3 separate regions of the Homo sapiens genome follow, and all the other regions are linked to region 1. A link is a loop called in an ENCODE intact Hi-C map of the cell type or tissue named here. Cell type or tissue: heart left ventricle. All regions are shown on one strand. Each heading gives the region's core, and the rest is flanking DNA. Links, peaks and the distances in the headings are about the cores only.

Region 1 (8,457 bases), core at 1,583-6,582:
AAGAAAAAGTACTTATGTCTCAGAAGCATTCATTCAACTCCAGAGGACCAAGTCCACCAGTAAGAGTCACCTTTTCAAAGGATTACATTCATACATTCAGTTTTTTTCTTACATTTCAAATTGTTGACAAATAAAACCCAAGATAATGTTGCACCTTTGAGCCCTCGGGTAATCTCTTTTTTAATGTTAGTATTTTACTTCTATGAAGAGAGTCACAAATATCTGATAAACACATTCTAAAGAAGACCATAAATATAGATAGCACTGGGGTCTCTTTACAATTTCTTAATGACTCTTCTGGACATTAGTGTGATACATCAAGAGAAAAATTCAGAGACTAAATTCAAGTTTAATGACAAAATGAGAACATTCTCAGTGGGAATTTAAAACTGAACACTGATACTCAAAGCATAAATAAACGAAAAACAATCAGAAGAAAATCTCCAAACTGCCTTCGTTATCCCCAGGTGACCTGGTAAGAACATTTTTTTCTGAGATTTGGTAATTGCTCAAAAATTGTATCCTTTTTCTCCCTACCCTACTATCTTTTAGAAAAGATGAGTCTGAACAATAAGATGTATCTTATATAAAATGCTGGGAGTTAAATATGGATTAAGTCCAATTAAGACCTCTTAAAAAACCACCAACACTTTTGAGTGACCACGACTATAAGAAGTCTTTCTTTTTCTGGTACATATTAAAAAACAAAAACAAACAAAAAAAAGGAACATTCACACAAACAGGTTAATGAAACCCAGAAGAAACAGGATGAAAGAATGACCAGCAGAGATGAAAGCTAACAGCAGCATAAAAAAGAAAACCCTCTAAAAGGTCAGAGAGTGAAGTGAGAAAAGGAAAAAAAAACAGTGTTAGTTCAAGACAGGCCAGCTGGAAGCAAATGTTTTTGGATTTTTATACTACAGACTTACAAAACAGTCCAGCCAATGCATGATGGAAGCCACTAATTTTAAAGCAAATGTATTTTGTTTAGGAGATGCTGTGAGAACCCAATGTCCAACAAAGGAAATATTTGCATTGCCAATTTGAGTATACCTAAAGTGACATCACTTAGTTTAAACCTCCCACTGTGAGGTTAAAGAAATTGACTAGAAATGTATCTGAATTAAAAATGGAGAGTTCTGAGAATACCCCATCAGTAGCATTGTGAGAAAATATTATTGACTGTTTTGAATCATCACCGAGGGAAAGGATATTTTCATTTTGTAAGAAGTTTGTAATTTTTTTTACTATGAGATGAAATCTAAGAACTATATTAGAAGCAAGCAAAATAGCTTTCACAACTTACTGAGTAAAACCTAAACAATATTTTTATGACAAAAGTATATCTATATATTATTAATAGGATTGGTTAAACCTAAAAATGAAGACCAACTCTGTTTCATAATGTTTTCTTATTTTTTTAAGGTGTCTACTTTCACAAAATTTTCAGAATTCATATATTTGGTTTTTCATCGTTCTCCAATACGGAAAACTGACTCACGTTTCAATCTTCTTAAATGTAACTTTCTTTCTTCTAGAAGATGGTCCTAATAAGAATGCTTCTTGAAATATAGACAAGAATAAGATGTTATCTTAGCTCTAACACTCAGGCAAAATCCAGCCCCTGTGAGATCCAGGATATCATCCCTCAGTCTCATATTAAAAAACAGTTCTAAATCTGGCTTGGCCTGAATCGTTGCTTTGTGTGTCTGTATCTTTTAAATTATAAGCTTTCCAGATTTTATGTAACCCAACGTGTTGCATATGAATATTGCTTTCTATTACATCTAGCATGTGTTCAACCTCAGTACTCAAATTAAATTGACCACCACCATGGATCAGTCACTCATTAACTCTGCTCATTACCTCTGCAGCACCTTCAAGGAGAGATCACTTATTCCTTCAGATTTTTTTTTCCCTGATCCAGTTCATTAGATTCCATACTACCTACAACCTACCCAATTAGGTAATTAAAGGGTGAAGTCCAGATACACGTCTGGAAACATTTCTGGGGCAACAGAGTAGAGGCTGGTGCCCTAGGGATGAGCGCCCTACACTCTCTTCTCCACTCTATGCATCCCTCTCCTTCTCCCCCACAACACCACCCCTCATACCCCATGCAAGAAATCCCAAGAGAGGAAACCTTGACCACACCCACAACAAGGGCAAGGCAACGTTTTGGTATTTTGAGACTAGCTAGGAAGGTTGATGGAACTGCAAAACATAATTAGATACATGGGAAAACATTCAGGGCAATTATTAATTAAACAGGAACTGAGTGTGAAAACCTTCAAAACAAGAGTTTTTGGAGCCTCATAAATCAAGAAATCAGGAAACTTTTCTTCCCATTGTAAAAAGTGGTTAAGTGGGCTATGTTAAGAGTCAACTTACTACATAACTAACTACTTTTATAGTATTAATACTAGATAATTTTTCTTTCCTGAGACTAAAAAACTTGTAATCTTTTCCTCTCTTATATAAAAATTATTGAAAAGGTAAGTTATCTGAAAAGGCTTTTAGGCATTTACTTTAAGGGTCCAATTATTTCTTTTTTTCTACTCTTTTCCAAGCAGAAAAGATAGATTGATTGTTGCAGAGTTTCCTAAAAGCAGATACTAAGATAGATTTTGGATCAACACCTGTGAATGGCAGCAAACAAAGATGGATTTGGCAAAGGAAAAAGAAGGATTGCCATGCAGGCCCAACAAGCCTGAACCAACCCAACTGGGAGCTCAGAAGTGTAGGATCCAACAGAGATGGCCCCTTTAGGCAGAAGTGGCTGGGCCGCTATCCCTCTCTCCATCTCAGTTAATGGAGGTGGGCTGCTCAGGCTGAGGGCGAAAGGACAGGCGTCTCTCTGCAGCTGAGGCAGACACAGAAGGCTATGAAGACTATGGGTTGCCTGATGCCTGCACCCCCCACAGCTGGCCAGCAAGCCCATCCTTGAAGCAGAATCCAGCAACACACCTTCTTGTCTACAGCAGTGGTATTAACCGACTAGACTAGGGTGCTACTTAGTTGCCTCTCTTAAAGGCACTTGCAGGCTCTGATTTATAGAGACATGTCTTTTAACAAAAAACATTTAACATTTGTAAACCAATTTTTAAAACCCAGGGAAAGTAATTCGTGGGGAGGCCTGCCTTGAGCTTGTCCGCATGTTTGTTAAGCCTAGTTTCGTCAGCCAAGGTTGGCAAGCATTTACTCTGGAAAAACTACCATCACATCTGTTCCTTACCCTAAAGCTCTGCAGCTTGCTCGGGTGTGGTGATCCCCATAGCAAATGGCAGAAATCATCTGGAGGAGTGACCATCTTTAAACATCTTCAAGAACTACAGAAACACAAACCAGAGTGATTTCTGGCTTGCTTGTCAGCCCCTGGGCACAGACCAACATGGACAAGTGCTTTCCGGTTGATTATGTAAACAAGCTCCATAGGCCCCTCTCAAACATCGCTGCCACTGCTGCCTAAGGAGAAACAACACTGCGAGGCGACATGCATAACAACCCCTCCTCAATCAAGCTGTCCCTAGGAGTTTCTTTCTTTCTCTAGCATAATCATAGTTCTCATCCAGCTACGGCAGGCACTTTGCTATGTTGCCATGGGGATTACACTGAAGATAATCACTTGTGAACATTTGCAGATCCAGACAGCCCACTAGGGCCTGATGTTGCTTTGCCCCGTCAATCTGAATATGCTCATTAAAGACTCAGCCACTTGGCTCTTGATTTTAGTCCTAATGCTGACCCTCTTCCTCACAGCCATGAGTCTTTGAACAAATCTTTTCTGAACCTGTTTCCTCAGCTGAAAATGGGGTGGGAGAATGTGTGGTTGGTACAGATGATGACTAACTCCAAAATTAATTCCAGGTGCTATGATACTGCTGCACTCATCCAAAGGGACACTTCTCTATCATGACTCAATTACCATGCAATTAAAAAAATTTCAAAGTACCTATTAAATGATGCCCAGATGCCCAGCAATAATAAAATTATATCCCAATCCAATAGCTGGGTTTTTAACAAGAGAATAATCCGTATACAACTCAGGTTGTGGGGTGGTATGAGGTTGAGATAGCCTACTTTCTTTTTAAATCAACCCAGAGTTTGCTTAAAACAAACAAGAACTTAACTTAGGTTATTTGAAAGTTCATTCAAAAAAGCAAACTCCGATGAAGAAAAACCACAATGAAACTATTCTCAGCTCTTCTTCTGAGGTGAGACTGACACCTGCTGGCCTCCTTCTCCTGTGCAGACACCCTTTGGATAGAATACACTTTTGCAAGATTCTAATCCTATTTATGCAAATGTATCTAGAATTACAGTTATTTGAAAAGAAATGCATGAGCGCATTTATACAGGAGAGGTACTAAGAGCAAGATACAATAATATTTCAGTTATATGTTTGGAGACTAGGAGGAAGGCAGTGTGATGTGGTCCCTAGCTGGCTGCAGGTTCCAATCCCAGTTCTACAACTCTCATTTGAGGATTAGGATTGAGAAAATCACAGGTCAACAATAAATACCTTTCTCTTTCTCTCTCTCTCTTAAATCTCTCTCTCTCTCTCTCTCTCTCTCACACACACACACACACACACAATGATTCAAAGATTCTTTAAGAAATTTGTTTCAAATTTTCACCATCATTTATAAAGCTCTTTAATCTGTTAGTGATAATTACGTGTTTATAGAAATCAAGGTGACAGACAATATAAGAGAAAATGAAAGAGAGAAACCAAAAATAAAGAAAATAAAGGGAGAGAGAAAAAGATGAAGATAGAGTCAGAGGTAGATATGGAAAAAGAGGCAAAACGTGAAGTGGCAGATCCAGGCATAAAGAAACAAATGCCTCAGAAGACAGAGACAGAGAAATCTTGAGTAAGGAAGCAACATAGAAGATTGTTGACTTCCCCCAAACTAAAACTACTTGATAAAGTAGAGGAAAAATGATCCAAGAGCATTTAAGTTGTTTGTTGGCTGACATTTCATTTAGCTGGCTGGTCTCCTAAGCTGCCAATTTTCTCCTTGTGACTCTGTGGTAAGAAAGATCGTGCACAGTTCCTATGGTTCCTCCACAAAGCAGCAGAACATTCTCTGTAATATTCTCTGCAATGAAGAGCACATTTCTGAGGCAACACTAAGAAGTCAAGAGTTTCATTTAAAAGGGGGCTTCTTAAAGTAAGAAGTCCCTTTGGATGTATGCAGCAGTATCATAGCACCTGGAATTTTGGAGTTAGCACTGAACACTTCATTTTCTTCTAATCGGTTTCATAGCACTGGGGTGATTATACTTGGGGAAGCAGGAGGGGTGAGATGTAAATGCAGCCAAGGCATGTATATGATGTCTAGGTGGCTCCACCCTAAATGAACCCCAGGATAGCAATAGAGAAAGCACAACATATTCAGCTGAAATTAAAAATGAATCAGAATTAATCTAGATATGCTGAAAACTAGAATGATATATGCTTCTTCTGCTATAATTTTTCTGCTTTTTGTTTGGAGTAGAAGTCAGATTTATCCTCTCTGAATCTCTGATTCATTATCCATAATGCGCGGACACCAGCAACCTACCCTATTTACCCTGAAGGATTATGAACATCAAATGAAATAATGTCTGTGAAAACACTGTAAAATTTTCCAGGACTGAAAAATTGTGGACTCATAAAAAAAAATTCTTTCTGGATAGGTGGCAGAGTAAACAGCCTTGGAGAACAGAAAGATGCTAAGCCAAAGCCATCTCCAAGCAGAAAAACCATTCCCAACAGGACCATGCCCTCCCACTAGGCATTTGGCCAAAAACTCTCAGAAGCCATGGTACGGAGGCTTAGGGACAGGGTTAGCCAATGGGAATATTAGGCACACAAAAGTTCCGTTTCTGCCTCTCAGAGTTGATTTAAACAGATGTTCTATCCATTCTTCATTTGAACAAGCTGTTATCAAGTTGGTTTCAAATTACTAGGGAAGAAAAACTGAATACACCCTTCCATCCCTCGAATTGCAGATTAGAAGTGGCTATATAGGCGCTGCTGGAGAAGAACAAAATGAAGCTTCTCCTATGAGTAGGTTCCAACCTTGGTCTTAGCTGTCACTCACCAACCCTTGGTTTTGTGTGTGTGACTCACAGAATGAGGATCCTGGGCAGGGGTGCATTTTTCCCAGGTCCCAGGCACCCCTGGCTCTCAAATGAACATTTGATTCCACAGAGTCAGACAATGACCACACAGAGGAAATGAATCACAGTCATGTCATCACTTATATGCTTTTCCAGTTATTTGGGATAATTATACTCTGACGCATGATTGAGTGAGTTCTTTAAAATTTAGAACTTTGAAAACCACATAGAATCAATTATTAATGTTATCTAGAAACAACCTCCTAATTGTGCCTAAAAAGCAAGTAGTTGGACAAAAAGACTCAGAAAAGTTCCTTCCAGAATGGTAATATTGGTTTGTTTTTATTTCCCTAGTTATATGAAAGGTGGATCTAATCATGATTTTGTGACCTTGATAGAGAAGTCCAAATAGAGCGCACATACCCCCAGAGTAGGCAAAAAGAAATGATCATAACTACAATTTATATTTATTTTTTACCTAATATTTTTAACAATTATAACATTGTGTATATTTATGAAGTGCATAATGCCAAAATGCACTTAAACAATTTAAATATTTACATGATACATAAATAAAAATTTTCATTAATATCAGTGCCCTATCCCCAAAAAACTTTGCAGAACGTGGAAATACAATGAAGTATATTCTGCCATGTAAAAAAAAGTCACATGTTGCCTGGTAGTTTGGTTGATACTAAAGGCTCGGTTCTGTCCCAAGCTAACATGTGTCATAGGCTAATATTAAAATCCTTTAACTTTTATCCTAAGTGCAACCAGTAAAATAGTGAAAATCCATTAATGTAATCAATTACAACTGATATAGTTTGGATGTTAGTCCCTCCAAATTTCATTGAAATGTGACCCCCAGTGTTGGAGGGTGGGCCTGGTGGGAAGTGTTTGGGTCACGAGGGTGGAGCCCTCAGGAATTCCCTGTGAAACTGAGTTCTTGATCTATTAGTTCATGTGAGAGCTGGTTGTTTAAAGAGTCTGGTGCCTCCCTCCCCTCTCTCTTGCTTCCTTTTTCAACATGTGACATACCTGCCTTCCCTTCACCTTCCACCATGACTGGAAGCTTCCAGGGGCCTCCACAGAAGCCAAGCAGTTGCTGGTGCCATGCTTATACAGCCTGCAGAACTGTGAGCCAAACAAGCCTCTTTTCTTTTTAAATTACCCAGCCTCAGGTATTTCTGTATAGCAAGGCAAAACAGACTAATAAAACAACTAAAGCAGAAGTAACGGAGACTGGTCTAGTGGCATTACAGATATCATTGTATAACACCCATGTAACCTACACACAAAGCCATGAAAGTACTAATGTCAATCATAGGTATTATCTTTATATTTCTCAATAGAAGTGTGTCATAACATTGTAGCCATGTAAAGCTAACTGGGAATTGAGCTTTTCTTCAATCCAAAGACTGGGAAATTAAACTTGATCTTCAAAATGGCAGTTAAGGGCATAAGAAGCTAACATGACAACCACGTCCTTGTCAAAAAGTGCATACCTTTATATTGACCTCATCTGACAAATGTCAGGAATTGCAGACAGAAAAGATGGTACAACACTGGCTTAAATATAGCATCAAGGAGCCATCTATGCCTGTATATGTGTAACTTACTGTGATTACGTGATTCACTTTCCAGAATGAGGCACACTTCAAAGTTGACTCATCGGCAAAATCAGGTGAGCCAGGTTCTAAGACAGTGCTTTCCTAGGAAGCAAAAATTAATTTATCAAGCTCCTCTTATTTTATTATGTCTGGCCTTGAATTTTAAATAAATAGAAATGATCTACATGGTCTTCCATTCACCTCATTCTGACAGAATCCAACCCCCAAAGCTATGGAGATGTTGACTTCCTCCTGATTCAATGAATAAAATTGGGATGACAGAATCCCTTGGGCATGACTTTCTCTGTAAGTGCTGCTAAAGAGGGCGGTAAATTCCACTCCTCAGCTACTGCCAAGGACCAAAGCAAACAGCAAATGCACTCCAGAGGTCAATTGCAAGAGGTTTTCAAAATTGTTCCTTTATTAATACACAACTGATTGATCAAGGACATGGACAATAAGTTATTGCTACTTATCAACCTAATGGCCTAACACTCTTACTTACCCTGGTTTGTGGTTGGCAGAAAAGTAGATCCTTTATTGGCCTCAGTGAGTCCTCAGCTTGCTTTCTTCCCTACATTCTGCCCCTCACTTTGATAAACCATGTCTACTCATTGCTTTGGTAATCATTATGATACTCATGTAACCAGTTTTTGTTTATCTGGCTTTCCTTAATGTTCTTTTTTTTATGGATGAATTGATTGATTTGTTGATTTTAATGGGGAGACTTAGTGTTATG
Region 2 (8,112 bases), core at 2,169-7,168, 330 kb before region 1:
TGCTAATAAAGACATACCCAAGACTGAGTAATTTACAAAAGAAAGAGGTTTAATAGACTCACAGTTCCACATGGCTGAGGAGGCCTCACAATCATTGCAAAAGACGAAGGAAGAGCAAAGAGACATTTTATATGGTGGCAGGCAAGAGAGAGCTTGTACAGGGCAACTCCCATTTATAAAACCATCAGATCTTATGAGACTCATTCACTACTACAAGAACAGCATGGGAAAAACCTGTCCCCGTGATTCAATTCCCTCTCACTGGGTCCCTCCCATGACAGGTGAGAATTATGGGAGCTACAATCCAAGATGAGATTTGGGTGGTGACACAGCCAAACCATATCACCAGGAGAAAAGAAAAGAAAAAAATGATGCTTGAGAAGAAAGAGAGAGCAAGAAAGCGAGAGAGAATGGTAGAGATGGAGGTATTGAAAAGATAAGAGAAGATGGGATTCAGAACTCAAGAAGGGGAGTCAATTCAAGGTAAGCAGTAACCCAGATGGAGGTAGGTTGAAAACTATGATTGTGGAGATATGAAAGAATTCCTGTCCGGTAGCTTTACTTTCTCAGTAAAATATGTCTGGAGCTCCTCAGAGTGAGTTAATTAATTGGTTACACACAGCATCTTGACCAAAAAAACAAAACAAAACAAAGCCAAAACTAATGACTGTTGAAATTACGGCAGTTTTGTGACTTTAACAGCATTTAAAGCAATATTAGGCAAATAATATATTTGGAGAATGAAATAGTTTATCTTCTCGAATTGAGAAAAGAAAATAATACATTGTCTATAATTTGTTTTAAAATAATTCATCATAGTATATTACAAGTATCTGTGCTGGTCTAAACTTCACTTCTTGAACTGCAAAAAGATGATGATATGTTGTCTATAATTTATTTTAAAATAGTTCATCACAGTGTATTATAAGTATCTATGCTGGTCAAAACTTCACTTCTTGAATTGCAAAAAGATAATGACATGTTGTCTATAATTTATTTTAAAATAGTTCACCACAGTGTATTATAAATATCTGTGCTGGTCTAAACTTCACTAAAGTAAAGGCAGTTGCTTGCTCTAATCAGGAATCCACCCCCCAGGGTTGTTCAGTGGCATTCACTCTGAAAGACCAGGCTTTGGAGAAACGGCTGCAAGTGCTTCCATTACCCATATTTTGATCAACCCTAGATTATTAGTATAATAAATGTCAGAAATGGGTTTTATTGTTAAAATTCATGACTTGTTAATCAGCATAATTGTGATAAATAATTGGCTCCCATTGGTTAAATTATAATTTTTTTACTTATGAGGATTACCTAAAATATTTCAAAGTCACATACCACCCTTGTATCCCATAGCTTAGATGTATCTCTTAAACTCAAAAGCACCTGTACTCTTAGACTTGGCTCTCTAGGACTGATATTTGTCCTGTGTACTGTGTCCAGCCAAGTAGAAAGGAGGAATTGTCATTCTCTGATAGCCACTGTATAGGTAACAGAGTTCTACCTCTGTAATATTATCACATGTGCCTCCAATAAATCTTTCATGCAACGTAGATGTGGGAACACGTAAAAGGACAGGAACTGGAGATTTCATGAAGCTTATAGACGTTGTATGAATTGGTTTGTGTCATATTTTTGTAACTGTCAGTATACGTGGCAAAGTATGGACTGTGATTTACCTTCATTGTAATATAGTTAAGGAGGCTGTGAAGAAGTAAATAACCCTCTTCGAATTCAAACATGTCAGTGACTCACATACATTTTTTACCAATGTGAACATATTGTGCATAATCAAATCAACTTAGGTCTGTTCACAGCAGATGGTCTACTAGACTTTCTCCTTAAAATCCTCTATACCAAAAGGTTATGTCTAGAAAATCCACTCGAGCTCTGTTTTCAACTCTGTCACTGGTTCTCCATATCTGACATTTGAATTTTTTTACTTTTTTTTTTTTACTTTGACAGGGTCTTATTCTGTCATCCAGGCTAGAGTGCATTGGTGGAATGATAGCTCACAGAAGCCTCAAACTCCTGGGCTTAAGGGATCCTCCTGCCTCAGCCTCCCATGTAGATGGGACTACAGTGTATGCCACCATGACTGGCTAATTTTTATTTTTTTTATTGTTGTTGGTGGGGATGAGGTCTTATTGTACTGCTAGGCTGGTCTTAAACTCTTGGCCGTCAAGAGATACTCCCACCTTGACCTCCAAAGTGCTGGGATTACAGGTGTGAGCCACCACACCCAGCCTGACATTTGAAATCCTTTACTGGAAGTTACCATCAGATATGGCAAAGAAAATACAGAAAGAAGATATTTACCAATATGCTTTACTTCCAGTTTGTACAAAATGGATATATTTACTTTTTTAATCCTGAAGATAATGTACATAGTTTTAAATCCTTGATTTAAAGAGCTCTTAGAACAGGCACAATAAGAGGAACTGAACAATACCCATGTAACTAAATCTCTGAAAAATATATTTAATAGATCAGTGAGTGATCATAGAATCTCAGAGGAAAGTTGCTTTATGCATGCAACCAATAGCATAAATAATATACATTGTATTTTTATCTTAACTAATTTTGCACATTTTTTCAATATTGTGTAGTACTATTTTCAAGTAGCTGCTTTCAAAAGCAAGATAAAACAAAAGAAAAAAAATTATCTGTATGGGAGCATTTATAGTCTAATGTGAACTTTTTGCTACAAAGTAAAATGATTAATTCCTTCCTTTCATAGTGAATGGAGTAAAAACTATACCTGGAACATAAATTCTACATAAACTATGACCCTAAATTAAAGTCTTAGCAAAATTCTACCTCTCAAGCAAAAATGGATATTGAAGAAGTAGCAACTACTTTTTTTGTATGCACTGTATGCCTCAAATAAGAAAATCTCAAGTACATTTCAGCACATTAAAAAATTACAACTCATACTTTTAAACTGAGACTCAAAAAAATATTAAATTGATATAATAACTAATCAAAAGGCAGACATCCAAATAGCCACTGTGTTTTTAGGTGATTCCGCATTCTTAATTTTTGGCAGAGATTGCTGGTTATTCCCAATATCATTCTCTACTCTTTTTTTTTGTAACAGAACCCCATTCATAGCTAGACACATTACCACACAGCTAAGAAAAACCTCTCTTTGATGGTTGGTATGTCCATGTGACTATATTCTGGCCAAAGAAATAAAACAGAGGTGCTCATCTGTGCTTTAGAATGTCTTCTCAAAATGTGGAAACTCTAACCTTCTTTTCCATTTATTTTAAATGGGACTCAAATATCACTTTTGGATCATGAAGAGCCAAAGCAGCTCATGACTACAAGGGCCATTTTCTAAGAATGGTGAAGCAGAAGGCTGCATGGAGCCTCGTGGCTAATGACAAAGTGAATCCAGGCAAAATATCTTATGTGTTAAAAATACGTATTTTAGTTAGGGTTGTCACCAATCTGACATGTTCTTATATGGTACATAGTTTTTATCAAATAAACATTTAACCATTTTAATATACTCAACTTTCCTGGGTGATACTCTTGTCCACATGTGGCATACAAGTCACACGATGCTTCTTAATTGTTTCGCATACCTAAGTCTCCTTACCCATGTAGATCCTAAGTTTCTCGAGGCCTGGGACTTTATAATACCCTTTTCTTATGACCCTCAATGCTTACCACAATCATGGATATATAAAAAGTTTTAAATACTATCGATTACTCCTGTTGATATTCCAACATCCAAAATAATATAGAAATTGCACATTTAAACTATAAACAATAATACTTTGATATTTTCTAAATATCTTTTAAAACTATGTATGAAAAAGTATGCTTATGAAAATATTTTATTATTTTAAATCATATGAGTAAATTATTATTTAATTTAACAAATACAAAATTTGAAATAAAATTTAAATCCTCTAAATATCAATTAATCCAAATTCAAACAATATTTACTAGGCCTCCCACTTCATGGCACCATAATTAGTACGTGATAAGTAAATCACCGTGTTTACTCTTAAGAAGCTGCTGTATAATTAAAATAAAGTAATATTCTATTAAACAACATAGAATTAAATAATGAATGAGTTAATACCTGAAAAGTGCTTAGAACAGTTGTTGGCTCCATAGTAAGTATTCAATAAATCTTAGCTTGTAAGGAGGAGGAAGAGTATGTTCAGTAAGACAAGAGAAAACATGCTACTCAGGGTATTACAGAAGGGTCTGTTAAGTAAATATGTACTATGTGCAGGTTCTGTGAGGGGTGAATTTCCCTTGTCTGCCCAATCTTGTCACTATTAGAAACTATATTTAAATAACAGGAATACGATCCCTAACTAATCCTGGGCACAGGGCTCCTTATGATGCCTTATGTATTCTCATCATGTTACTAATACATATTAACTTCACCTATTATTTTAAGGATCATACCAACATGACAAAATAGAGAAGTTCAAAAAAATACATGTTTAAGATGCTAATTTTAAACGTGTATTTTCTATTAAACATGTATTTTCTATTTTTAAACATGTATTTTCTATTTTTCGATGAAAATACACCTTCCATTTTCAAAGAAATTACCTTCTTTCAATCCCAAAATACCTGCAATAGTAATGGCCCAAGGGTGCATGTACAGCTGTGCAAGTTGTATATGGAGCAAAAATGAGGAGTTCCACTTACAGAAACTACAGACATACTGACCCCGGCAGAGATGAGAGAAGTGGGTCAGAGAGAAAATAGCAAGGGGTAAGGGATATGGGAAAATGGAAAATACATGTTACCAAAAGGTGGCATCCACCACTCATCTCTCTCACTAATGAAAATCTCATGCAAGACCTTGCACGCAGAATTGTCAGATTTTTCAATTTTTCAAGAGTAGCTAAACATCTGGATTTTTAAATAAAAAATCCTGGTTTTTAAATATTTCTGATTCATATTAATGCTATTTTCTGTTGGCTTTATTTTTTTCTATGTAGATTGCCACATTATCTACAAATAATAAGAGTTTTACTTTATTCTCTTCAGACTGTTTTACTTCATTTTTTCTCTTAAAGCATAACAAATATCTCCCTGTTAAATGTAGCAAAAACGGTAGAAACCCATGTTTTATTACTAGTCTTAAAGGGAACTTATCTACATTTCTCCATTATGTATGATGTTTACTTTGGAGTTCTGGTGTAGACAGCTTTACTGTGATAAATAAATACATTTTTGTTTCTAATAACAGAATTGAGAAAAATTGCCAGTAGGATATGAGCTCTCATGAATAAATAGCATTTATTCATAACAACAGCCAACCAACTATAAAATATATTTTAAAAATATATAATACAGTGCTTGAGCTCTGAAGTTTGAAACAGCCTGGGAAACAAGGAAAAACCCCATCTCTACTAAAAATGCAAAAAAATAGCCAGGCATGGTGGTAGGCACCTGTAGTCCCAGCTACTTGGAAGTTTAAAGTGGGAGAATCACTTGAGCCCGGGGAAGGTCGAGGCTGCAGTGAGCCATGATGGCGCCACTGTACTTCAGCCTGGGTGACAGAGCAAGACCCTGTCAAAAACAAAAAACAAAAAACAAACAAAAAAAAAGCAATACAAAATAAATATCCAGGAATAAACAAGAGTATTATAAGGCCACTATGGAGTAAAGTGTTAAATCTATTTAAGGATATTTTTAAAAATCAGAGTAAGTGGAGAAATATCCTATACTCTTTGATGAGATGTCATCACATTACAGAGTTCAGCTATCTTCAAATAAGTCTATAAATTTTATGCAATTCTATTCAAAATTCTAGCTGAAGTTTTTTGAGGAACTAAAAAAACTTATTCAAAAACTGTTTATGGAAGATTAATGTCTACATGACCTAAGTCATCTTCAAAAAAGGGGGGTGAATAAGCTGACTTGCTGTACCTGATATTAAGTTGCATTACAAGGCTGTGGATAGGAAAAAGTAAGTCACAGGAAGAAGAAAGCCAATCATTAATGAGCATATGAAGAGAAGCTCAAACCCACTAGAAATTAGAGAAATGCAAATTAAAATGACAATGAGAAATCACGTTTTACTGATTATATAAGTAAAGGTTACCTCTCTGGATAATACTAATTGTTAGAGACGTGTCCCCGTATAGTACTAGGGGAACATAAACTAATGCAGCTACTTCTGAGAGCCATCTGGCAAGACTTAGATTAAATGCATACCTGGGACCCAGCAATTCAAGTCTTGCCATATCATGCAAGTCAGTAAGAAGGCATGCATGAGGCTGTCCATCATGGACTTCTTTATGATAGCAAAGAGCTGTAGACAACTTAGGTGTCCACCCACCATGGAGGGAACAGGGAGTTAGATGAGATGAAGGGACATCACAGAGAATGAAGCATCAGTCAGAAGCCACAGACTAGTCATACTAGTCCACGGAGACATGGAGAGAGTCTTAAAACATGTTGCTGTCTGAGAAAATCAAGAAACAGAATGAGGTCTGTAGCATAATATGGTCTATATAAATTAATAATTCAAGCACACAAAACAAGACCACATGCTGTTAAAGGGTATATAAAAATGTTTTAAAAGGAGGTTACCATTGGAGAAAGATGGGAATGGCTCATAAAAATGAAAGGAAAGGAAAGGAATAGAAAGGAAAGGGAGAGGGAGAAGGAGAGGGAGAGAAAGGAAAGAAGAGAAAGAGAGAGAAAAAAAGAAAGAAAGAGGGAAAGTGGGAGAGAGAAAGAGAAAGAGGGAGAGAAATAGAGAGAGAAAAAAAGAAAGAGAAAGAAAGAGCGAGAGAAAGAGAGAGAGAAAAAAGAAAGAGAAAGAAAGAGGGAGAGAAAGAGAGAGAGAAAAAAGAAAGAGAAAGAAAGGGAGAGAAAGAGAGAGAAAAAAGAAAGAGAAGAGGGAGAGAAAGAGAGAAAAAAGAAAGAGGGAGAGAAAGAGAGAGAGAAAAAAGAAGAAAGAAAGAGGGAGAGAAAGAGAGAAAAAGAAAGAGAAAGAAAGAGAGGGAGGAAGGAAGGAAGGGGAGAGAGACAGAGAGAGAGAAAGAAAAGAAAGAAAGAAGAGAAGAAAGAGAGAGGGAGGGAAGGAGGAAGGAAGGGGAGAGAGACAGAGAGAGAAAGAAAGAAAAGAAAGAAAGAGAAAGAAAGAAGAAAAGAAAGAAAGAGAGGGAGGGAGAAAGGAGGGAGAGAGAGACAGAAAGAGAGAAAGAAGGAAGGAAGGAAAGAAAAACAAAACAGAGGAAGGAAGAAAGGAAGGAAAGTCTAGGAGCAGTGATTCATTCCTGTAATCCTAGCACTTTGGGAGGTCAAGGTGGGAGGATAGCTTGAGGCCAGGAGTTTTAAGACGAGCCTAGGCAACATAGCAAGACCCCACATTTACAAAAAATAAAATAAAATTAGCTGGGTGTGGAGGCACACACCTGTAGTCCTGGCTACTCAGGAGGCTGAGGGAGGAGGATTGTTTGAGCTCAGGAGTTAGAGGCTGCAGTGAGCCATGATCCTGCCACTGCACTCCAGTCTGGGTGACAGAGCAAGACTCACACACACACACACACACACACACACACACGGAAAAAAAAGGAAGGAAAAAAGAAAGGGAGAGAAGGATGGAGGTGTGGAGGGAGGGAAGAAGGGAAAGCTGTTTATTGGTAAAATGTAAAGACCGAGGATAAATAACAATTATGTGGAAAATTTAAAATAATACGTATGTAGACACATAAAGAGACATTTCCTCAATTTTACAAACAAGATGACATTATTGAGAATGATGGCTATGGCATCTGGATTTTTTTTTTTTTTTTGACACAGTCTTGCTCTGACTCTTTAAATGACATCTGGATTTTGAAATAAGGATTCCAAGCCCCTAGTTTACCCTAAAATGTCTTCTAACTGGGATTTCTAGTCACCATCACCCATTTATGGTAGTGTGACAGAGAAGTCTGATTAACCCTGAAGTTCTGTTGAGGAGATTTAATACAATGAGAGACAGAAAAATAAAGCCTCATCTATGCTCAAAATCCATAGTCATTCTCCTCCAATTAGATAAATATAATAAATACCATCATCCTCTTTATATTGTATTTATCCATTTAACCTTAGACTTTTTCAACCAGTCTATATGAA
Region 3 (8,112 bases), core at 2,169-7,168, 710 kb before region 1:
AGAGCTGGAAAGCACTTGCCTGCCTAGTCCTAAGGCAGAATCCTTCATACAGTCTCAGCCTATGTCGGCACCTGGAATTATGGGCTCAATATTGCTGCCCTTCTGATTTTTCAAGGGAAGCAAGAAATTAAGATCTTAATAGTAAAAGTATTATTTCTCCATTTTTGAAAACCAATTCAAATTATTTTAAAATGCTATGTAAGCGAAAGAAATCATGTTGGTTGGTCACATATGATTGGCTCTTTTCTGTCCTTTGTGAATAATATGAAAAAAAATGCCTTACTCTAAATCACTATAAAATCTAATTCATTATAAGAAAGATTATTAAGATCAGCAGTCAAGCCTATATTAATTTAGCACAGCATATTTTCTGGTGAAAATAAAGACACCTAAATGGCTGTTCAAAATTGCTGCCCCAAGCTGTATCACTGGATCGTTTCATTCCTTCTTCCTTTCTCTGTTTCTTATCTCTCTGTTTTTTTTCCCCCTCCTTTAAGAACCAAAAACTAATGCCATGCAGAGTCATTTAATTCATTTTTGTTGCCTTGATTTTGCTCCTAGGGTCTCTCCTACAAAGCCTAACAAGTTATACTTTTAAATAAAGAGAGTACTCTCCCTAAAAGATATTCTGGTGTCAAGGACAAAATTACCTACCTTTCCCCATCTATAAGATTTAAAAATTACACTTCATTCAGGTAATTTTTTAGGTGTTTTTTAAATATAGTATACTTTCTCATATTTAATCCATAGAGCATGCATGCTCATCTTTCAGCTTCAAAAGCAGAAACCATGATTCTTAGGATCACTAAAAGGAAAGTAACACTTCTTTTCTCCTATTAAAATGCTTAAAAATTATATTTTACTTTGGAATAATTTTAATTAACAGAAAAGCTGCAGCGATGTTAGAGTTCATATATACTCTTTGACTGGCTTCTTTTAATGCTAACGTCTCGCCTGGCCATGGCATATTTGTCAAAACTAAGAAAGCAACATTATTACAATATATTAACTAAACGAGACCAGCCTGACCAACATGGTGAAACCCTGTCTCTACTAAAAACACAAAAATTAGCTGGGCATGGTGGGGCGCGCCTATAATCCCAGCTACTCAGGAGGCTGAGGCAGAAGAATCGCTTGAACCCAGGAGGGGGAGGTTGCAGTGAGCCGAGATCATGCCATTGCACTCCAGCCTGGGTGACAGAGTGAGACTCTGTCTCAAAACAACAACAACAAAAACAGATTTTAATTGGATTATATCTATTTTTTTCCACTCATATCTTTGATCTGTTCCAGGATCCAATCCAGGATACCACATTGCTTTTAGAGAGTTATTTTTAAGGAAGTAGCTGACTCATGAAAGCTACATCAGCATAGGATTTTTAAAATGAAGTTAATCATTATTTCTGCCTTATGACGGAAATGATTTTCACCAGCACTCATGTGTAGCATTGACAATATTAGGGTGTGTGGTTACTCTGAGATAATGACCCCTCCCTTCTCTCAGGTGCAATGATTCTGGGCAGGCAACAGCATCACCCTTCCTCTGAGCAAATTATTTAGTTAAGCCACACATCAGCCCTCAAGTAGTTACAGGCTTTACGGTAAAGAATTTTGAATTATGTATCATAGCTTAGAAGATAAATATTATGTGAGATCTAATTCTCACATAAGTCATAATAACTTGATATTCTTTTTAAAAACATACTTCAAGAGCAGATCTTTTGTTTTCTGAATACTGGATACAAAATTTGGCATATGGCTTAAAATATATATATTATTAAGGCAATATATCATGTTAAAGCCTTTATGTTATGCATTATGTGCCTGGTGTCAAATTAGCCAGAATTCAAAGTGAAACAAAACAAAACTTTCTTCTAAAAACCTGGAAAACAAAACAAAACAAAGCCAGTTCTGTAGTTAGAAACACTTGTAAAGCGTTTGGTTAAAATATGAACCTACTCAAAGATCTAATATATTAATGTAAACAATATACCTAAAAAAGTAAATATAGTTTGCTGTGTTTTCCTAACATAAATTGACCAGAGAACTGTTTTTCTATAATCACACCTATTAACTTCTCACAGAAATAAAACTTGAGAAATGTTGGACAATATATTTACTTATTGACTCCAAATTGAACAGAAATTTAGAATTGTGTTAGTTCAAACTTCTACTACTATAGGATTCTTTCACAGGAGTTTAATCAGCTTCTGCTTTTAAAGGCACGTAGACACATGCCCTTCCACAGCTAAAAAGTTCTCATTAGAAGAAAGAAAGCATGTTTTTTATTATGTGCCTGAATTAACCTTCTTTTAACATTCTTCAATCATTCCAAAGTCACTCCTCTAAGGAAACGTAGAACCTTTCACATAATGGCAACTCAAGACTTTATTTGAGGTTGATACTTTGAGAATTTATAATAATTTTTTCCTGGGCTGATAGCAAAACCTCTAGTGCTGCTGAATGTGGCTTTAGTCACATGCTTGCTTGCTTTTTTGGAAGATTTTTTTTTAAGAGGGTGGAATGATGAAGTAAGGACGCCCTAAGCATGAGAATGTAGGCAGGTATAGCAGGTTTGACAGCTGTCTCACTCATTCTGAGTTGAGCAAAGGAAATTCCTACCCTGCCCACGTCTGATAGAATCACAGCTTTGGGGAGACAGTTCAGAGGTCTTTTTGTCTTTGAAAAAAGTCCCCTGCTATTCACTGAGGGGAAACCCACAGCAAAATGCTGATACTCTGTCTCAGCAGAATAATCATCTGCCTCGGGGAATCCTAGAGGGAGATTCAAAAGCTGTGATGGCATAGCATTTTAAGAACATATTTGACTAAAAGAAAGAATTTCCTTACTTATCATGGACTCTGAATACTTTCTGAATATCTTTCTGAGGCTGAAATATTTATTTTTATTTTTCACTTTGATAATATTTCAAAGATTCCCTTGAAAATTAAAATCTCAGTGCCAATCTCACTTTAGAATCATTTTTTCTCTACAATATGATGAAATCATAAATTAGAAAAAAAATACAATGCGCATATAGATATGTGTGTCATATAAGCAGATGTGGATGAAAGTGCTATTTATTTAGAATCTATACAACTTTGGCAACATCTACAAATGCCTAAGAGAGAAAATCTGAGGTTACAATCATGGTATTATGTTTCTAGAGATACTGTAAAGTTAAGCACTGGATTGTGTGACTCTGAAGAAGCGGTAGGGAGACATAAGAACAGCAAGATCTAGAGCCCAAAACGGTGGGAAGTCTGTATCATCCATCCACAATCACTCCCTCGATAAGGCAAAACAGACAGGAACGACTTCCTCTACCTGCCACACTCCAACCCGCTCAGGCTCTCTGTTTTCTTTTCTAACTTCTTCTTCCAAATTTCCCTTGATATTTATTGTAACTGTTTCATTTTATAAAAATTTCAGTTGGGTGCAAACAAGGAGAAGCCACATGTAATAATCTGCCCCATGCCCACACCTGTGTAGAAAGAGGAACTGTCAGTCTCTGGAAGCTAGGGATAATTGAAGAACCAATAGGTCACAGTCTTAGCTGGCTGCTCAGCTCACCTTTGCAAGACTTTCCTGGGTCCTCCAGGACTCCTTGTCCAATTTTATTCTTCATTTGGTTGCTCTAAACCCTTATCTATTCCTAAAATCTTATACCTTACATCCACCCACTTACCAGAGAAGCTGACTGAACATTTTAACAACAATAAAAAAAAAAAAACTCACAAAGACTATTAGTAGTAGTTTCTGTCTGTGTCCCTTTTTCCTATCTCCACACACCTATATCCATAGTCATTCTTTTCTCTCCAAAGGACATGGATATCCCTCTTTTATGGGAATATTCCTCTGGTTGTCCCATAGAACCTTTGGCCATTATTTGTCTTCCACTCCCTCCATGACCTCGTGTCCCTAAAATTTTATTATTTCTCCATTGAAGCTTTCTTCTAAAGTTTGCTCTATCCTAAAGTGAAAAAAAATTTTCCCTCAACATTGCTTCTCTCTCTAAACCACTATCCTGTCTCTTTCTGCCGTTTTAAAAGTGTACCCTCATCATTCTGTTTTCATTGTTTTCAACATCTGCTTGCTCCCTTCCCACTGCAATTTGGCTTGCATTGTCAACACTTCACGAAATCTGCTCTCTCCAAAACGCCAATGCCCTCTAATGGTCAAATTCAATAGAGTCTACTTTTACCCACATTTCAGAGCAATTGACAGATGAGAACATTTATTTCTTGAAAAGCCATTTCTTTTTTGTTGTCCAAAAAACTGCTCTCAAATATTTCCCCTTTCAATCTACCTGTGGACTTCTCAGATTCTACTACCAGCTCTGGCCTTATGGACTTTAATTTGTGGATTCCCTATGGCTGATTTTATTTTTACATTCACAACATATCCTTGATAAGTGAGCTCATGTACTCCTATGCAGTAGTTAGCAATGTTCATCTGCAAGGAAAAAGACCTAACAAAGTTCAGGAGCTTGGCTAAGTAGGGGTTTACTTCTTCTCATGCAACAAGACTAAATCAGATAGGTAGTTGCTGGTGTTCCTTAGAGATCTGAGGTGTCAAAGTGAATTTCTCTCCTTTAGCCAAGATGACTGGTGCATGTTGGCCACCCCTTCCACAGTCCAGGCAAAAAGATGTATAAATAAGCCAAAGTGGAAAAGAGGATAGAGCCTTAAATATGACAGCAGACTTTCTCAAAAATCCCCATTAGAGTTCTATTTATGTTTCATTGACCATAATTGTGTTGCTGGCCACATCTAGATGCAAGGGAGTTTGGGAAAGTGACATTGCAAAAATGATGTGGAAATGTATATGGAGTTAATCAACCTAGAGTATATTTAATAACTTCACCATCCTTAAGAATGCAATAGAAATGATACTGGCTGTGTAAAACATTACTTGATCCCTTATGTGAAAAAACTTAGCACTCTGTCGCCCAAGCTGGAATGGAGTGGTGTGATCTTCGCTCACAGAAACCTCTGTCTCCTGGGTGCAAGCGATTCTCCTGCCTCAGCCTCCTGAATAGCTGGTATTACAGGCACCCCCCACCATGCCTGGCTAATTTTTGTATTTTTAGTAGAGATGGGGTTTCACCATGTTGGAAATCTCTTAGCACTTTGGGTATATTTCTTTTAGAGCATGTATTATATTGCTGTAGTTTTTGTTCTTTGTCTATCATCATGGCCCTTACTCTCAACCTCCCAATCAGATTATAATCTCTTTGATTGCAAACAAATCAGTAGATTTGTGACTTATCAGTGCCTAGTACAATAAAAAGTATATCTGTAATTTATATATTATATATATAATTTTTAAAGTAAAATTGAATATTCAATGACAAATATCTAAATTCTAATTATAGTTATTGATCTTAATTATTACTATCTTGATTATTCTGATGTAGATAATATTTTAACTTGAAACTGAAGCAAAGCATAAATCATTTAATACTTTACTACTGGCCCTTCTTAACTCTCAATTTAGTGTTAGTGTAATATTTCAGCAAGCTCAGGTTTATGTCTTTTTTAATGTTCATTTTGTGTTTGACTTCCCTTTTCTCATCACAGCTGCTTTTGTCTTTTTGATCCACTTACTATTTGGAGCCTACAGCAATTGTACAATAAATCAGGCACCTACTTTCTATGATACAAGAACTATACTATCTACTGCTTCTTTGTGCCTTTCTGTTTGATGGGAATATGTGTTACTGAATGTTTTTGTTACACTTAGATGTTTGGAGACTCTTTATGGAGGGAACTAGAAACGAATGAGGGTTTCTAGAAAGAGGAAGAGGAAGTAGGGAAAAGAAGAAAATACTTTTTGACCAGAAATTTGCAAAGCTGACAGTCTTTTCAATTATATTTTCCATTTAACTTATATTTTTATATTCAGCCTACCAAATATGTTCCTTTCCAGCATTGTCATGATGATGACGTCAAATGTCACGTAATGACTTCTAGTATTTTTGCTTAATGACTTCTAGTATTTTTACTCATGTTTCACTGTTTTAGTATCAATATGGTTTGAAAGTGAAGTGTCAGGTGCTCTTTTTATATTTCCAACTCTCTGTTTAGAATTATGTCAATTTAATGTCTTATTTAGGAATAGCCTTTGCTTTTTTTTTAAATATTAGCTGGAATATTGTTGAAATAAATGATCGTTGAATTATTCATTTAAAAATATTGGTAAAGCTTGAAATGTTCTTGTTTTTAAAGAAATAAAAGAACTAGTATAGTGTCAAAAAGTTTTGTGAGGAGCGTGTTAAGAAATCATTTTTCAACCATATATACTACCATAGCAATATAGAATTTGTTACGTGAAAACTATTCATATAGGTTTCTAGCGTTGAAGTAAAATTAAAATAAAGACCAGGCCTGAAAAATTCCTGAGCAAACAAAACTAACTAGGCATTAAGCAATTGCCTTAATCTTGCTTAAATGCAAACATAAGCAAAACTTGAGTCATTTCTGGTAAACACTTGTGTTAGACAAACAAACAAACAAACAAAACTTAACATTAGCCAGTCATAAGTACTCAACTAACATATGGTTATATGACTAGGGGCATTTTTATAACTGCAACCAATCAAATAATTTCTTTATTTCACTTTCATACTCACCCTATAAATATTTGTTTCTAATGCTTCATCATCAGAGCAGGAAACCTCTTTCAGTTTGGTGATTCCCAATTCATGAGTGCTATTTGCTCAAACTATAAAATTTTATTGTGCCTCAGATTTTTCTTTTGCATTAGACTATTGTATTAAATAAATAAGAAATTCACTTTTTTGGATGGTGTGAACACATACTCAGTGCAATGGTGTGATCTCAGCTCACTGCAACCTCTGCCTCCCAAGTAGCTGTGATTACAGGTGCCTGCCACCAGGCCCAGCCAATTTTTGTGTTTTTAGTAGCGGTAGGGTTTTGCCATTTTGGCCAGGCTGGTCTCAAACTGCTGACTTTAGGTGATCCACCCACCTCGGCCTCCCAAAGTGCTGGGATTAGAGACGTGAGCCACTGTGCCCAACCCCAGTGTAAGGCATTCAGATAAGCCATTTAAATAGTCTAAATTAACATTTTCAATTTTATTTAACTAGGGTTTTGCCTTCTAAAATTGTGACATTTAAGGTATTTTTTGATTGGGAAAAATTGAGATTATTATGTACTTATGATAATATAAAACAGAACCAAATATAATATCTTCAAATCATTGTAAGTTGTGCATGTAGCAGACATAACGCTGTTAGTTGTACTTAACAAGGCTCTCTAGGAGTTTAGCTATGGAGGCTACGACAGTTAGCTTTGTGTGTCAACTTGGCTAGGTGATAGTACCTAAATATTTAATATTTAATATCAGTCAAACACAAATCCAGGTGTTGCTATGAAGGTATTTTGCAGATTTGGTTAACATCAACAATGTGGGTGGGCTACATTCAATCATCTGAAAGGTTTTAAAAGCAAAAACTGAGGTTTTTTACAGGAGAAATTCGGCCTCAAGACTACTACATCAACTCCTGCCTGAGAGCTTCCAGCCACCTGGCTTGCCCTATGTATTTCATACTTGCCAGCCACCATCATTGTGTAAGCCAATTCCTTGAAATAGCTGTCTCTGTATGTATGTCTCTCTCCCTCTCTATCTATCTATATATGGACATACATACACATAGAGATAGGGAAAATAATGACTGATACAGAGGCCAAATTCAGCTTCTCTGCAAAGCCATGGCTGATATAAAGGATAAATATAAAATAATATAGAATTCTCTTTGTGAACAAGAAGTGTTGAATTTGCTCATGACCTGACGATATCCACATGAGTAAGACAGGAGCTCCTTTCCGAAATGTTTACATGGTGATCTTCTTGTCATTCAATTCTTTTTTTTTGGGGGGGTGGAGTTTTGCTTTTGTTGCCCTAGCTGGAGTGCAATGGCGTGATCTTGGTTCACTGCAACCTCCGCCTCCTGAGTTCAAGTGATTCTCCTGCCTCAGCCTCCTGAGTAGCTGGGATTATGGGCGTGTGCTACCACACCCAGCTAATTTTTTGTATTTTTTTTTTTTTTTTTTTTAGTAGAAATGGGGTTTCACCATGTTAGCCAGC

What was found. A loop is a pair of places that touch in the nucleus more often than their neighbours do. Peaks named below come from ENCODE experiments on the same cell type or tissue, not always from the same donor. Only the 100,000 strongest peaks of a DNase experiment are listed, where the experiment ranks them.
Region 2: it touches region 1 in a loop (5-fold over the local background); 2 of 110 quality-filtered maps call a loop at or near these places.
Region 3: it touches region 1 in a loop (8-fold over the local background); 11 of 110 quality-filtered maps call a loop at or near these places.

What each region holds. Positions count from the first base shown.
Region 1 is chr6:53,982,121-53,990,577 of GRCh38, reverse strand. It overlaps LOC101927189 (a long non-coding RNA gene), which reads right to left. Exons shown (of 4, transcript NR_125842.1): 2 at 7,728-7,820. Among named protein-coding and RNA genes, the nearest start is that of MLIP-IT1, 13 kb to the left of the region's middle. RefSeq lists an enhancer at 5,752-6,951. In heart left ventricle, for the core only: a CTCF peak has its summit at 4,242 (motif pointing left); a DNase peak (open chromatin) is centred at 2,897; H3K27ac peaks cover 934 bases.
Region 2 is chr6:54,309,523-54,317,634 of GRCh38, reverse strand. The region is part of intron 1 of TINAG (tubulointerstitial nephritis antigen); the gene reads right to left. Among named protein-coding and RNA genes, the nearest start is that of TINAG, 5.1 kb to the right of the region's middle. In heart left ventricle, for the core only: a CTCF peak has its summit at 4,781 (motif pointing right); no DNase peak of the experiment used is centred there.
Region 3 is chr6:54,693,677-54,701,788 of GRCh38, reverse strand. All of the region lies in intron 1 of LOC107986606 (a long non-coding RNA gene), which reads left to right. Among named protein-coding and RNA genes, the nearest start is that of FAM83B, 150 kb to the left of the region's middle. In heart left ventricle, for the core only: no CTCF peak of the experiment used is centred there; no DNase peak of the experiment used is centred there.